Regions from separate parts of the Homo sapiens genome. Here region 2 is linked to region 1. A link is a contact called in ENCODE Hi-C or POLR2A ChIA-PET data. All regions are on one chromosome and are shown on one strand. The core of a region is the stretch at or near the end of the contact, and the rest is flanking DNA. Distances in the headings are between cores, read along the strand shown. Region 1 has its middle 240 kb from the start of TFAP2A-AS2. Region 2 holds the start of TFAP2A-AS2 (TFAP2A antisense RNA 2).

Region 1 (7,665 bases), core at 492-2,991:
GAGCTCTGAGAAGAGTAGTTAAGGAGGAGGAGGAGGAGGACTCTGAAGATCGAGTCCTGCCAGGGAGGGAAGGCAGCAGGAAAGGTCTTGTTCAAAAAACAAGTGCTGCATGAGCAGATTCCTTAAGGAATGAGGAAGACTTTTCCCAGGTGGATGGAGTTAGATGTGGAAAAGCAGGCAGCGGGAACAGCACACACAAATATTCGGAGATAAGTGAGCCGCGAGCGTGAAAGCCACTGTGACAGCTTGTGTGGTCAGAGCGCTGGGCCCCAAAGGGGAGTGACAATGAGGATCTTCTCTACCAATAAGAGGGGAAGAGGGAAGAAAGCTAAGATGAATTTCTTTAGAAGACGTGTGAAGAACAGTTTGGAAGTAGAATAAAGGCAAAGTAGAATCAGATGCAACAGCCCAGGTAACAATACACTAGTCACGTCTAAGGCAAGATGATAAGCCTTAAAAAGGTAAGACCACATGACAGTCTTCACCGTATTCCCTTGAGCACCAGGTACAAAACCAAACACGCAATATTTTCTTAAATTATTATTAAATTGCATTGAGTAAATATAGTACCCTCACACTGAGGGATCAGGGCTTCCACATATGAATGAATTAGAATTTGTATATTCTAATATACAAAATGTCCAGTTCTAGATTCAGGATAAGATATTACCCTACCACAGAGAGGCAAAGCACTAGGTGCTATTTTTACATATTTATAAGGCCCAAACAGGTTAATGCATATTCTTGACATCACAGATTTATTTCTATGTTAATTTACTTTCAGAAAGCATGTATAACCATAATATACATGGGGAAAAAGTAATTTTATTCATGTGTTTGGACATAAAAAATATCATTATGCAGTCTAATAATCCCAGTTGACAGTTAGAATCATTAAAAAAAAACAGATATATTAAGAAAATTCAAGAAAAGCAACAACCACACTATGGTCTGGCTCCTCTGTTTTGTTGGGTGGCACTGATTTATACCAGCAGGCACAGTCATTTACAAGTCCATTTTGTGATCAATGCCTGGCCTATTTGCCTATATACAGCATTATGAAAAGTGCAGGCAGGCCTGCTAAAGAATTTCAACGGCCTAGACTTTGCAGGCAAGTGAAAAAGAAGGGTTTTTTGTTGTAACCTGTTATGTTTACATTTTTTTCTACCCTACGGTGACAGCACAGGTTTGGGGTCCCTGGTTACATACCAATGTACTACTATATATACCATTTAAAAATTCAAATGGGGTTAGTTTAGATGTTGATTCAGATCTTCTCCAAAATAGGAAAGGGCATTTTTATTCCTTTTGGATGATTCAAATCTTTTCCAGAATAGAAAAGGGCATTTTTAGTCAGTTTGGATAACTTTGAGATTTTTCTAGATAAATTTAATCTGTAAGGGACGAAAGTCGATCGGGAATTATCTCTGCCAATGACTTGGTCCAGCCAGTGAGCTTGTGAGTAAATCCTGCTTCTTCTCCACATAACTTAATTCCCACATTTCCCTCCACTTCCACTGAATGAAAAGAGAAGATGTTTCCACCATAGGAAACCACAGATAATTGAGAGAACTTTCTAAGATAGTTTTTCCTTTCTTCTTTTTATCCTCACTTTCTCTCCCCACTCAGAGCTTAAACAAGTGATACATCTCTGGCTTTCCTTGCAGCCCTCCTCCCCGCCCCTCCTTTTGGATAAGCCTCAGCTTCGTGGCCTGGCATGCCGGAGAAACTGGTTCTACACACCCAGGGGGAAAATGACAGCTTTTCACCGCAAGCTGCTCAGCTCATAAATAGCGAGGGGTAGCGTCCACACACGTCTCGACCTGCCTCTTTCCAAACGCCTGTACAGCCAGCATGGCAGGAAAGTCTTCAGAGAACATTAACAGCTCTTTACATAACTTTCTGTAAAGCAGCTTAGTAATGTTTGCAGCCTAAACAGCCCACAGGTGACAGCTCTGCCATTCTAATGCCTACAAGTGAATGACCAGCTCAACTGGGTGGTTCTTTCTTCTTCCAGAGTGGCCCTGGGAGACAGGGAGAGGGAGAAAAGAACAGAGGTGAGCGGAGAGAGAAGTTAGCTTAGTAAAGAATGAAGTGTCCACAAACCTGGCAAAGGGCCTATGATTTTATGCCTTGAGGTAAGAAAGTCAACTGCTTTTCCTGGAACTTGGTCTAAATTTAACACCCGCTTTTGCAAATGTCTGCTGTACGGTGAGTTGTGTGAGCTCATGGTGGAAAGTGACAAAGTAGGTACACAGCTGATATAATTTATTTATAAATGCATGAGTGCCGAAAGGAGGTAAAATCATGCAGAGTTGATTTAGCTGTTGTGTTGTTCACGGAAAACATGTTGCACACCAACAAAACACACAGATGCACATCTAAATTATTTTAAAGATCACATTTAAACCTGGAAAATACCAGTGGCTTTTTAACTTTATCACATCATAGTTAGGGCTTTAAAAAATGAATCTATTATTGTTTCCTTATGAGACTATAAGAGAAATAATGAATATTAAAATGAAGGTACTTAGTTGTCCTTTAGTATTTAAAACTACCAGGAAAGAAAAAGAAAAACAGTTTAGGTTAAGTTTAAGGAAGGAAAGGAAAAGGGGAAAAAATAGGTTGTCATTTTCAGATTATCATTTCATTTTACTTTAATAAGATTTTTAGGTGGTGACTGTTTTGTTTGTTTGTTTGTTTTGCAAGCTCAACAGTATAACAACAGAACTTAAAGATCTTCGGGTTTGAGAGGAATTATTAAGGGCTAGACCTGTTTTATGTATTGCTTTTAATATACATTTCACAGCATTTACTGCAGTAATCTCTTTGGGGAAATTAGCAATGGAACAATTTCTATATTTAAGAACCATAAGCCTCCATGTATGTTGAATTAACCTATTGTATAACCACAATACTAACAGCAAGGAAAAAGATTTTATTAAAATAGGGTTATTGCACCTTTTTATTTTTCTCTACTCCACTCAGCAGAATCTTAGAAAACTCTTCCATAACCTTAACTTTATCTTCAAACATAAAGTGATTACATGCTTTCGATATACTGTGTTTTTGCTTTTGTTGATAAATAGCTTTCCTGTAAGAAATGGATCATGACAATCAGAAATTAGATAATTGTAAACAAATTATATTTTACTGATAAAAATACAACCACGAATATGAAGACACTTAGAAACAGAAAAAGAGCAAGTTACATTTTCCATACATCAATATATAAAAACAGCCAGAAGAAATTTTTTCAAAATCAGGAAACAGTTCCTGGTCTATAAGGTATAAATCCTAACTCTTTACCAAATGTATAATTCTATGTTTTAAAAAATATTAAAAATTAAAAATTGGCTATGAAAATAGCAATTCATATTATTGTGGAGATTTATATACAATGGGAATCAAATGAGAAAGAAAATATTATATTCTTATTTGTATAGCAATGAAAACAACAGAATAAATCTGGAATTAAAGCTGGTCTTTAAAACAATTTCAGTGTAAAGTTAAAGCATTTATTCTACTGCATATATTTTATAATCTACATAATGCCTAACTCTTGCCCAAGATGAGCTTTCTGCACAGATAGATACTTAAAAGCTACTTTTTAGAGACACTGCTACTCAAGATTTATCATTAAATTTATTCCTTCTCCCTTTCCATTATGGATAAATGTTCTTGAGATCTAGAGAAAAGAACTTCCTGCTTCCTCCAGAAAGTAAACTAAATCAGAAATAAAGAAGAAATAAATATAACAACCCAATAGAAAAAGTACAGAAGTCATCTGTAGTTATACACTTTGGCTTCAAATGAAGAGATAAGCAAATTAAGACCTCCCAGGAAAATCCATGCCACTTCTTACACAAAACCCAAGCCACTACTTGGACATTGAGTTAGTTCAGTGTAGACTTTCTGCCAGACATAATGTATTTGATAAAGCTTCTGGCTTTTTATCTTCAGACTTGGTTTGCTATATTAATTCAAGAGTCTCAGGAATATGAGAAACAATGGCAATAATTCAAAATTTTTCATTATCTGTTCTTGGATATGTCTTCATTTGTCATAACTGTAGGGCTGTAATAAAGGAGCTGCTTCTGTCTTCTCATATAAATTTGGGTTTATTCTTTCTCAGTACTAGTTTCAGTCTTGGACTCCCCTGGCCTGAGGGAAGGGTCTGCGCTCCTTCTCACCCAGGTACCCTCAGCTGGATGTATTTATTACCTCCCACACCAAGACCACCTTGGTCTCTGATCTTTCCAGCCTCAGAACCCATCTCTTCACCTCAGCTATCATCACACCGTTAGTGAAAGGGTGAGGGAGCGCCAGACTTTTTCACACTGAAACTGATCACAAATTCATAGAAAACCCAGAGCCAAGATTATGCAAACCACAGTTTATAATGGAAGCCATTTCTATGTTAAAAGAAAAACCTTAGACAAATTGAATTTACCAGAGTTTAATTGAGCAAAGAATGATTCGTGAATCAGGTAGCCCCTGAACCAGAACAGGTTCAGAGAGACTCCAGCACTGCCTCCTGGTCAAAGAAGAATTATGGACAGGAAAGCGGAAGTGACTACAGAAAAAGGAAGTGAGGTTGCAACTGGGTGTTTGCCTCATTTGAACATGGTTTGAACAGTTGGCCGCCTTTGATTGGCCAAAACTCAGTGATTGGCATGAGAGTAGGTTACAGTCTGTTAACACATCCAGTTAGGTTACAGTTCACCATGCGCGAAGAAACCTTTAGGCTGAACTTAAAATACATAAGGAAGCAGGTTTAGGCTAAACTTAATTTAACACCTATTGAAAAATACAAAAATCCTAAAGCAGGATTCACTATAAATATTTATTTCCAGAATTCCTTTCCTTCCCCTTCTTTGTGGCTTTGCCTATGTTCTTCCTAAAGCCAGGGAACATGCTAATTAGGATTAAAAAGGCCACAGTCTTATCAGTCTTTGGTAAGGCTTTGTTAGCATAATAACCAAAGTTATAAGAGTTGTTTGATATTAACAAGAGAAAGGACTGTTTGTCTTGTCGATTTTCACTCAAAACGATGCAGATGATCACCCTTCCTGCTCCCATATTCATCAAGGGAAAAACTAGAATGTATTTATTGAATGGTGAGTTTGAACCCTGGAATAAAGGCTAAAACCAAATGGGCAGTGGGGAGTATAACACGGAGATCTCAACAGCGGACTCGCTAATGCCCTTGGGAGGGAGCATCTGAATGGGCAGTTGACTCCTGGGCTTTTACATTGGCTGGCTTCTCTTCCTAGAACCTTCTTCTCCCTTTTAGGTTATAAAATACTCTCACCTTCTTCTAGTCTTTGCTAAAATGTTTATATTTTGATGGGGCCTCCCTTGACCATGCTATTTAACATTGCAAACCACCCTTCAGTCCTCCACTATAGATTCCCTGTTTCTTTCTACTACCTACCCATCACCTCCTAACTCTATACTCTATTACACTAGATCATGTGCTTTTTTATTAAGTTTTCATTTATTGTTTGTCTCTTCCCAACCACAAGAGGATAGACTGTTTTGGTTTGTTTTGTTTATTCATGTTCCCTAATTTTTCCAAGCATCTCTAACAGAGCCTATGGATACCATTAATTTCTATCTACTCATAGACTCCATACCTCAGGCCATTTCAAATATTACCAGTGTAATTAAGTAAGGGGTTACATTTAGGTTATCATCCGCCCCCCCGCCCAAAAAAAAAGCCATGATGGCAATACATAGCTGAACAGCTCAGTCTACCATTTTTAGTCTCTTAGCTCAGAATTTTCAATATCTATCAGTTTCCCACCAATCCCTACATTGCCACCAATAACTGAGATTTCCTTTTTCAATCTGCAAGTTATTGCTAACAAGCGATCATTGATTAACTGTGTTCATTAAGCAGTCTATTGAAAAGAGAGAATCTTAGAAAAACAAAAATAAATATAAAAGGTCATCTCACCATGAATTACTGCCACCACACCACCAAAAGAATAACAGTGAGAAGAAGGGAAAGAGAAGAAAGAAGCAGAGGAAGAGAAGAGATGTTAATATATTAATCATTTACATTGGAAAATGATCCTCCTAAATGCTGTTATCAGTTCATATACCATCACTATCAACAGTCATACTTCAGTTTTGGGTTTTGTTTTTTTTTTTTGTAATTTCAAAGAAAAAATGTGAGATAGGAAAAAAATGAAAACACATCATGAGATAGGGAGAAATTTGAGGTCTCAAGTTGACAAACGGAATGTTCATTTTGGTTTTTAAAAATTTAAATAACTTTTTCACTGACACTTGCAGAACAGAAATTATTTTTTAAATTATGCCTCTAAAAGCCAGAAGACGTAATCATAGCACTTTCTCTATTATTCTCACCTCTAAATGTTCATTCGTTTATTTATGTATTTATATATTTATTTATTTATTTTTAAGGCAGCTCCTCCCTCTGACTCCCAGGCTGAAGTGCAGTGGTGTGATCATAGTTCACTCAGTGTTGACTTCCTGGGCTCAAACGATCCTCCCATGTCAGCCTCCTGAGTAGCTGGGACTACAGGTGCAGGCCACTACCATTGGCTAATTTTTATTTATTTATTTATTTATTTTTGTTTTTGAAACAGAGTCTCTGCCACCCAGGCTGGAGTACATTGGCACGATTTTGGCTCACTGCATCCTCCGCCTCCTATGCTCAAGTGATTCTCATGCCTCTGCCTCCCGAATAGCTGGAATTACAGGCATGTGCCACCACACCTGGCTAATTTTTGTGTGTGTGTCTGTGTGTGTGTGTGTGTGTGTGTGTGTCTGTGTGTGTGTATTTTTAGTAGAGATGGAGTTTCAACATGTTAGCCAGGCTGGTCTTGAACTCTAGCCTCAAGTGATCCACCCACCTGGGCCTCCCAAAGCGCTGAGATTACAGGAGTGAGCCACCACACGCAGCCTATTTTTTATTTATTTGTTTGTTTGTTTGTTTTATTTTTATTTATTTATTTTGCAGGGATGGGGTTTCACCATGTTGTCCAGGCTGGTCTGGAACTCCTGAGCTCAAGTGATCCGCCCACCTCAACCTCCCAATGTACTGGGATTACAGGAGTGAGCCACCGTGCCCATCCTGTGGTTGAGATCTTATGTCTCTCTATATTTGCATTCAATATAACTTCTACTATTTTGTTTGGCACAGATATACTTTGTTAAATTTATTATCGGGAGGTAAAAAATATCAGACTGATTTTGACAACTCTCGGGTTCTCGAGTAAGACTTCGAAATTCATAAAGAAAAAGCATTTCCAATTTTCTGTTGCAGATCATGTAAATACTAGAGTGGAGTCTAAAATCTCCTGCCTGTGAACTGAGCCCATGACCCTGCATAAATCATTTGATCTGCTCTGGTTCCCATAATTCTATGCTTATTTATAAATACAGCTGAAAGACTATTAATTTCTTCACCAGGCACAGGTAAAGGAGAGGAATGGGAGCCAGGGCAAAGGATGTTGAGCCAAAGCCAATGTAAACTAAGGCGAAGAAGCCAGTACTGTCATTTGCTATTCAGCACCTGTTTAGTTATTAGTAGATATCAGATGTGTCACTGTAAGATTCTAAGCAAAGGGCTAGAGAGAAGATACAGGAAATTTTAGCCCTGTGGGTTAAGGCTCAGTAGAATGATTTGAA
Region 2 (7,409 bases), core at 70-2,569, 240 kb after region 1:
TGGAGGCAGTTCTAAACAGATGTCTAAATAGAATCCCATAATCAGAAAGTGGTTAAGATAAATTGTTTAAATAAAACAGCAAATTAATTAATTTCAGATTTTATTCCCTACTCAAGTGCTCTTTAATTGTGTGGATTAGATTATACTCCCCTAGGTAAACAGTCTCCAATATTGGGGATGGGGGAAGGGAAGGAAAAAGCAGAGGGCAAGGAAAAGATCTGTGTCAGTGAAAGACTACAAAGGGAAAGCAAAATGACTGTGCAGGAGGAAGAAAAGACTAGAATGGTTGATGTTAAACCCTTCCAAAAAATGATCTTTATAGGCTTTGTGCGGGATATAGCCACTAGAAAGGAACTGTGGGTCTATCAACACATAAGTAAATGAATAACAGTCAAAACAATGAAGTTCTCAGTATTATTAAAGAAGAGAAGAAACATTATCCGGGTAAGTTCAACACAAGCCCCACAACTCACAACGTGCAGTGGAATCCTAGGGGTAGGAAGCCCACAGCAGGGAGAAAACTGCCCTAAGGGAAGGTGCTTTACCTTGCTGACCCTTATAAAATCTTATCTACTAAATGAATCACTCAAACCTCGCAGGGGTGAGGTAAGAATCCCTGGCTATGTATGTAACAGATGCATTCCTTGGTAGTGACTACACACAATGCACGTAAACATGCTCGCACGCAGCCTGGCACACATCAGGGCCTCAGTAAATTGGGAATCATCATCATATGCAAACGCCTATAGTATGGGGGTCTGGAGATGACAGCGACCGGAAAGCATGGCGTGCGGACTCAAGAGGACAACCATTCTCTTCCTTTAGTTAAAAGCCATTCTATTAAAACCCTATACAAGGCACGACCGGTTACCCTCGGAGACCCTACTCAGAGAGGTAAGGCAAAGCGAGGAGCCTGAGAGGAACTTTTCCTGGGCTTGCAAGGTGTGCGCGAAGAGGGAAAAGGTGGCTGTACGGCGCCCCGCGGCTGCAGTGGCCGGGATTGAGCCCGCGGCGGAGCGAGCTGCGCTTGCGCGAGGAGGAGGGCGGAGCGGAGGACTCCGCGAGCGCGCGGCAGCGAACGAAGCGCGCACCAGAACTCGCTCGCGGGAAAGCAGCGGAGAGCGCAGGCGCGCGCCGCATCGCCCGCTCCCCCGCCCCCAGATCCCGCCCACTTGGCTCTACGCTCTTCTCCCCGCCCCCTTTCCTTTCCCGCGTAGGGAGGGCCGCGGCGCGAGGCCTGTTTGCGTCGCCGCCACCGCCCCGGCGCAAGCGCAGTGGTTCCCCCGGCCGCGGGGCGGGGCGGGCGGGGCCGTGCCGGGCCTCACCTCCGGAGCACTCCGCCCAGCAGCGACGCGTTGAGACACTCGGGTGGTGAGAGCCGCCGCTGCACTTCCGCCACCGTGACCTTGTACTTCGAGGTGGAGCTGAGGAGCGAGAGGCGACCCGGAACTGAACAGAAGACTTCGTTGGGGTTCACCACGCCGCCGAAGAGGTTGTCCTTGTTAATAGGGATGGCGGAGACGGCATTGCTGTTGGACTTGGACAGGGACACGGGGCCTGCGGAGACAGAGGGGAGGCCGCGTGTTGGGCGTCGTGGATCACCCCCAAATCCTGCCCGACCCCGGCCCTCATCCCGGCCAGGGCCGGATCCCAGGCTTTGGGCCACAGTCCCCGCTTTTCCGTCCGGCTCTGAAATTCTGTGGCTCTGCTACTTCCCTTCCTCGGGCTCGAGCCCTTCCCTACCTCACCCGGCGGCCGGGAGGCGGCCCTGCCCTCCCCCAGCCAGCCTGGCCTGCGTTTCTGCCTTGACCCTTTCCCCTTCGCCGTCAAGGGTGCTCTCTAGAGATGGGTGGTGAAATTGGTGACCCCTGAGGCGCTGAGCATCCGAGCGGAGTGGGCCCCAGATGAGGTCCAGGACCACGGGTTCAGGGTGCAGGGGAGGGAATTACATTTGCAAACCGAGAGCAAGTTACTTGTACTTCAGGGGTTTTGCTGGGTGGGGTTTTAGTGTCGGGGAAAAACTGCTTCAAAGACCCATTATTAAAATCAGCCGACAATTTAGATGGCTAAAGCACCCTGTAAACGAGCGTTTTAATTGAGGCACCACGCTGGGAAGTGGTGGATTTTGTTGTCCACACCACACGTCCCGTCTTTTTGATAAATAGGCCCTTTCCTATGTTCAATTTTGAAAACGTCTCAGTTTTGGAGATCCATTCCAAGGCCAGTTTTGAACTGCGGAGTGGGGAGGGAAGAACAGGCCTACAGTGGAATACTAGCAATGTGCCCTTTTGTTAAGTAAATACTTAACAGTCCTCTGCTAAAGCGCCTTTATTGGGAAAGTGGGTATATATACTTCCTAGTTAAAACCATAAGCTCTTTATTGCTGGACTCACCACTGTTAGAAAAAAAAAAAATAGAAGACCTGCAGAAAGTATACTAATGCATTACGTTTCTCAGCACCAGTGTAATTCAGATGCATTCACAACCATTTAAGTACAGTATGCATTGTATTTTAAAATTCCATTTGGAGACATCATATGCACACAATCTCATCACAGTGTTCCTTATGCGTTCTTTAATGGGGATATGCTAGAGGTATAGGGAGGTGGGGGGCTCTAGGTTTTGGATAGATCACTTGTGACATTAATAGCTCTGGGGAGGCTAATAGAGACAATAGGAGTTAAACGAACTCTTGAGAGATTACTAATAAAAGAGCCAATTATCATGTCGACTTGGAAAGAGCATCTCTTAAGATTTATCCCTTGCACATCTAATTTGACGTGACAAAGACTTCACAGATGCAAAAATGAAACTTTAAACTAGCTAACAATATACTGATTGGGGTTAGAAATGAGAACAGTTTTATATAGCATCGTCCTCTGGTGGTGCCTAGAATCCTGAAATGTAACATTGCCACCATAACCAAAAAAAAAGCTGCTACCAAGAGTGAATAGCATTTAATTCAGTAAACTTTATTTCTACTCACTAAACACAATACAGATTACAAATCCATGCAAATCACTTGACACTTTTCTAACAATTTCTCCTCTGAACAAGTATGCTAATATTCCTCCCATCTTCAAGATACTAATTTTAACCAAAAGCTAAAATTTTGTTAACCTAATTCACAAAGTTCTAAGACCCTTAAACAGCTAACAAGAAACTAAATTGAAGAACATGAATGTTTTTTTCCTCTACTAAAGAGTGCTTCTTATCATCTGTTCTTACATTAATGTTAAATTATTTGTACTATTTTAGCATTATACACTTCTTAACCTTCATCCAGGCAATGGATTAAACTATCAAACTGTTTCAAAATTGAAATGCCACTTCCAAATCAGTTCAACTACTGTACATTTTGTGTGTTTGTCCAAATATCATTAAACTAAATTAAATGGTCAAATCATGAGTCAGAACAAAGCTAGCCTGTTGGCATTACCAACATACTGAAGGCTGATTATTTAAGCATTGCTGTTCTGTGCCTATCTATTTGCTAATTCTGAGCCTTTAGGAAATCCTATTTGGAAAAAATAAACACATCTCTGCAAGTTCTTTTAAATAGCACTCTGCCTGTAAGGACATGCTTGGAATGCAGAAGGAAATGGCTTACCTTTCTTAATTACAGTTTGATCTGGGATGTTAATACCCGGGTCTTCTACATGCTGCAACAAAAGGATACACATGGATGTAAGTGTATCATCAAAACAAAAGGAAATGAATATTCCCTGCAAGATGGGAGGAGGGGAAGGTGTAGAATCAAAATTCCCCCTCCCGTATAATGACATTTATATATAAACATCTCATCTTGGCTTATTGGAATTTGGGGCTTTGCAACTCAAGAGGTTTCACTGCACACCCATGGCCAATTTCTCCTCCTCCAGCAAATAATCCATGTTTAAAAGGGGTGGAGATGGGGAATAAAACTTTCTTTGGAAATTAAATCAAGTGTTGGAGCACCTAATCATTCTCAGTCAGTTCAACATTTAGAAATGTACCTAGCTTTAGATTGGCGCCTCAGCGGCTTCTGACTTTAGCAATTCCAGTGTTCAGGCAGCGAAAGCCAGGGAAACACAATAGAAATGACAGGGGCGGGAGTAACAGGAGAGTGTTGGAAAAGAAAAGGTTTAGGTAGTATAATAAAGAGCAAACACACACACCTTTATGGAAAACTCCACATAAATTTTTAGAAAGACTACTGCCTAAGCCTGGGTATGATAGGAATATGAAAATGACCAAAACCAAAAAACCTTTGAGCTTGCTTTCCTGTTGTCCAACAGCAGGTTTGTTGTTAGTGTGGGGTGTTTTTCTTTTTCTTTTCTTTTTTTTTTTTTTTTTTACAGATGGATGGGTATACGTGTGCGCACTAGAGTCAAAACGTGATTAGAAAGTAAAATGAAGTCATGTTTTCTAATGCAGAAACTGACAGGCAATATAATGTCTGGCTGTGTTTACAAATTAGCACCAGGGCTGCTGAGATAGAAGATTTTGCAATCATTACCAAACACAGGCATTACCATTTAAAAAACTATTGCTTCCTTCTCTAGTCTTTGTCCAACAATAATACTGATTCGAACATTTTCCATTCTGTCTTGGATTTATGCTCCTGTTAATTGTGCCTGATCGCAATGATTCCGGGTGGATGGTACTAAGTTGCTTTATTACAGGTTTTATTATACTCAATGCTCTCATTTGTAACTTGCCTAAAGTGCTTCTGGATTTAAGTATAATTAAATTGAGAAATGTTCAGAAATGACTACTGCTGCAGTTCTTGTGTTTTAACTATATGGGGAAATATGATCCCTTTATGCATGCACCCTAAACCCATAAAGTAAATGTAGTGTGGCATAATACTTTTATTTGTGTTATTTCTAGACCTTGTCCATACAGGGAAGACTGTTAAGTTTAAAACCCCACTGAGATATTAATGATTAAATAATTTTCACCATCGATTTGATTTTCTTAAATATTTAGCAGTTATACTTACTAAAGGTTAACTGTTGCAGCAATGGGAAAAAATTGAAAACAACCTTTTTCTTGACCCAAATTCCTTTGAAAGAATTTTTTTCTTAAAAGATGGGGGAGGGAGAGGGAAAAACAGCAACTGGGTTTCCTTGTTTTTGTTTAATCTTTTAGTTAGTTTCTCCTACTGACCAATTTTGCCACAAAGAGTGAGTATACAGGTGTTAAGAATTCACCTTGAAATTTTTGCAAAGTAGAGCAATTCTCATTCACAGTAGTTCCAAAAGCTTGCAACATTATTTTGCAATTCAAATATTTTCAAAGAACAAGCAAGGAAAAGATTCAGAGTGCTTTGGGAAAGGGAACTAAAATAATCATAACTCCCAGTTCATGTTTAAATTGCTCTTATATAAATTAGTGCTCCTCTCACTTCCAAAAAAATGCACTGTTAAGTATCAGTTTCTAAAAACATGTAAGTATGAACACACATATACAGACATACAGTGCTCACTAAACCTTATACTGGATCAAGTGCCCACTTTCCTGCCTTCCATGCAAGGGCTGCTAAACATAACCAACAAATTTCAGTGACTAACTGGGCCAAATGAGAGATGTAATAAATTTTCTATTTTCCTACGGAACTTAAATAATGTTTTAAATTCACCAAGCAAGGAGGTAAGTTCATCTGACCATTTTCCTTACAATCTAATGTAGTAATCATTAAACTGTCAACGGACATACTGCTGCAATATTTGATGCAGTAATTTGAAATAGCATTTTAGTAAAAATCACATCCAGATACATTTCCTCTCCAAAGAAAAGCAGCTTTAACAGAAGCCTTTACAGCTTTAATAAAATTATTGGCTTGCTCTAATTCCATTTCAGGAGGGTTGTGAGGAAACCATAAATATATAGAATTGAAGCAGAGGTACTGGTTTAAGTTTAATTCCAGAAAGTATTTTCAAATTATCAATAGCCTGGTTTGCATTGTAAATAGTAAATGTGCTAATGCCATGCTTATTTAGAAATCATTTTAAACTGCATTTATTGATAACTAAATTAGAACTCAAATAATGTATTACCCAATAGTCTCGAAACATTTAATTTAATATGGAGTGTAGCAGGTTCTGATAGGCGTTGGGAACCTAGCTAATGATTTATGAGGTCACCACTTAGCACCCCTAGTAAGAAGAAGGCTGCATTTTAATGTCCCTCTGCTTGGATTTGCTACTTAGTTTTTCTTTAATCAGGATAGGGTGTACACATAACTTTTAGGTTTCACTTGTGCTTATAAAATCCGGTTAAAATGATCTTAGTGTGTCTTTTACACTTCCTTTTACATTTTGAGGACATTTAATGAGCTCTTTTGGTTGCATTTAACATCATTCCCAGGACAGGGAGAAATCTCCACGCCAGACTCAGCGATGGAAGTAGATCTTTTAGCAATTGAGACAGTTTACTGTCGTCGAGAGGAAGATATTGTTAATGGTGACATTCGTCTGATTTATCTGTGTTGGTGGAAATGGTAATGCAGGCATTGTTTGAGGGAGCTCCAGAAACCATTGTTCTGGGGTAGAACTCGCAACTACTTTGTGTGGTTCCTCAAAACGTCCCTCACTCTCCGCCTCCGAATAAAATGTTTTTATAAGGAAATACTAGGGAGAACCCGGGCCCACCGACTGTATGTTCCAGGTATCCTTTCTGGGGTAGGTAAGTAGGGGGCTGTGTTCCCTCCCGCGCTGGTTGCGCGGCCTCTTACCGGGACCTCCTCGATGGCGTGAGGTAAGGAGTGGATCGAGAGGTCTCCGAGTCCTGAGCTGAGCGCGTGTGGGCCGTGCAGGAGGTCCTCGTGCCGCCTGTAGTCCCTGCGAGGATCCAGGCCCGACAGCTGGTGAGGCAGCCCCCGGTGCGTGTGCAGGAGCCCAGACTCCTGGCTCTGCCTCTGGCCGGGCCAGCCTGGGTGCTGCGGCTGCGGCTGGGCGTGCAGGGGGTTCAGGCTGTAGGGGTCGTTGACGTGGGAGTAAGGATCTTGCGACTGGGGGTAGATAGGCTGGTAGGGTGGGGGGAAGTATGGGGGCTGGAAGTCGGCATTGGGGGTGTGGGACAGCGGCGGGGCGCTCGTGTAGGGAGATTGACCTACAGTGCCCAGCTGGGGCAACCGTGCCGTCCCGTTGCTGGTGCCGTCGTGACGGTCCTAGAAGAGAGCGAGAGGAAAGGTAAAGAACAAGGAATCAGGCGTCGAGCTACAACTATCCACACAAAATCCACTTGACAAGTCTGCGTGGGAAATCGCCCGTTCCCGTTGGCTGGCCGCCGGGAAAAAATCAGCTCTAAGTTCTTTTCAGGAAATACCCTCAAGTGAAACAGACCGAACAACGCAGAGAAACTGTATATGGAGGGGGCACAAGAGACTATTTAGGGGTTTCTTTCAAAGAGAGGAAAAGATAGAA

The links. A loop is a pair of places that touch in the nucleus more often than their neighbours do. ChIA-PET counts read pairs that join two places held with the same protein, here RNA polymerase II (POLR2A). Pooled maps may share reads with other maps.
Region 2: a map of mammary epithelial cell shows a loop between it and region 1 (6-fold over the local background). The contact joins the promoter of TFAP2A-AS2 here to the enhancer-like site in region 1. A Hi-C loop is called at or near these places in 3 of 168 maps with a recorded cell type or tissue (MCF 10A, PC-9 and mammary epithelial cell) and 3 of 50 pooled maps. POLR2A ChIA-PET finds 5 or more read pairs at or near these places in 3 of 52 experiments (MCF 10A, PC-9 and RWPE1).

The regions. Positions count from the first base shown.
Region 1 is chr6:10,161,615-10,169,279 of GRCh38, forward strand. It overlaps the pseudogene OFCC1. Among named protein-coding and RNA genes, the nearest start is that of TFAP2A-AS2, 240 kb to the right of the region's middle. Within about 2 kb of position 1,742, at least 5 of the 41 ENCODE cell types and tissues checked have a DNase peak (open chromatin) inside an H3K27ac peak, as active enhancers do; they include PC-9 and mammary epithelial cell, where a contact is called at or near this core.
Region 2 is chr6:10,403,183-10,410,591 of GRCh38, forward strand. TFAP2A-AS2 (TFAP2A antisense RNA 2) reads left to right here and starts at 1,320. Exons shown (of 1, transcript NR_145448.1): 1 at 1,320-4,745. It overlaps TFAP2A (transcription factor AP-2 alpha), which reads right to left. Exons shown (of 7, transcript NM_001372066.1): 2 at 6,719-7,153; 3 at 3,611-3,662; 4 at 1,326-1,557. RefSeq lists enhancers at 1-1,061, 974-1,268, 1,064-1,681, 1,492-1,601 and a silencer at 982-1,361.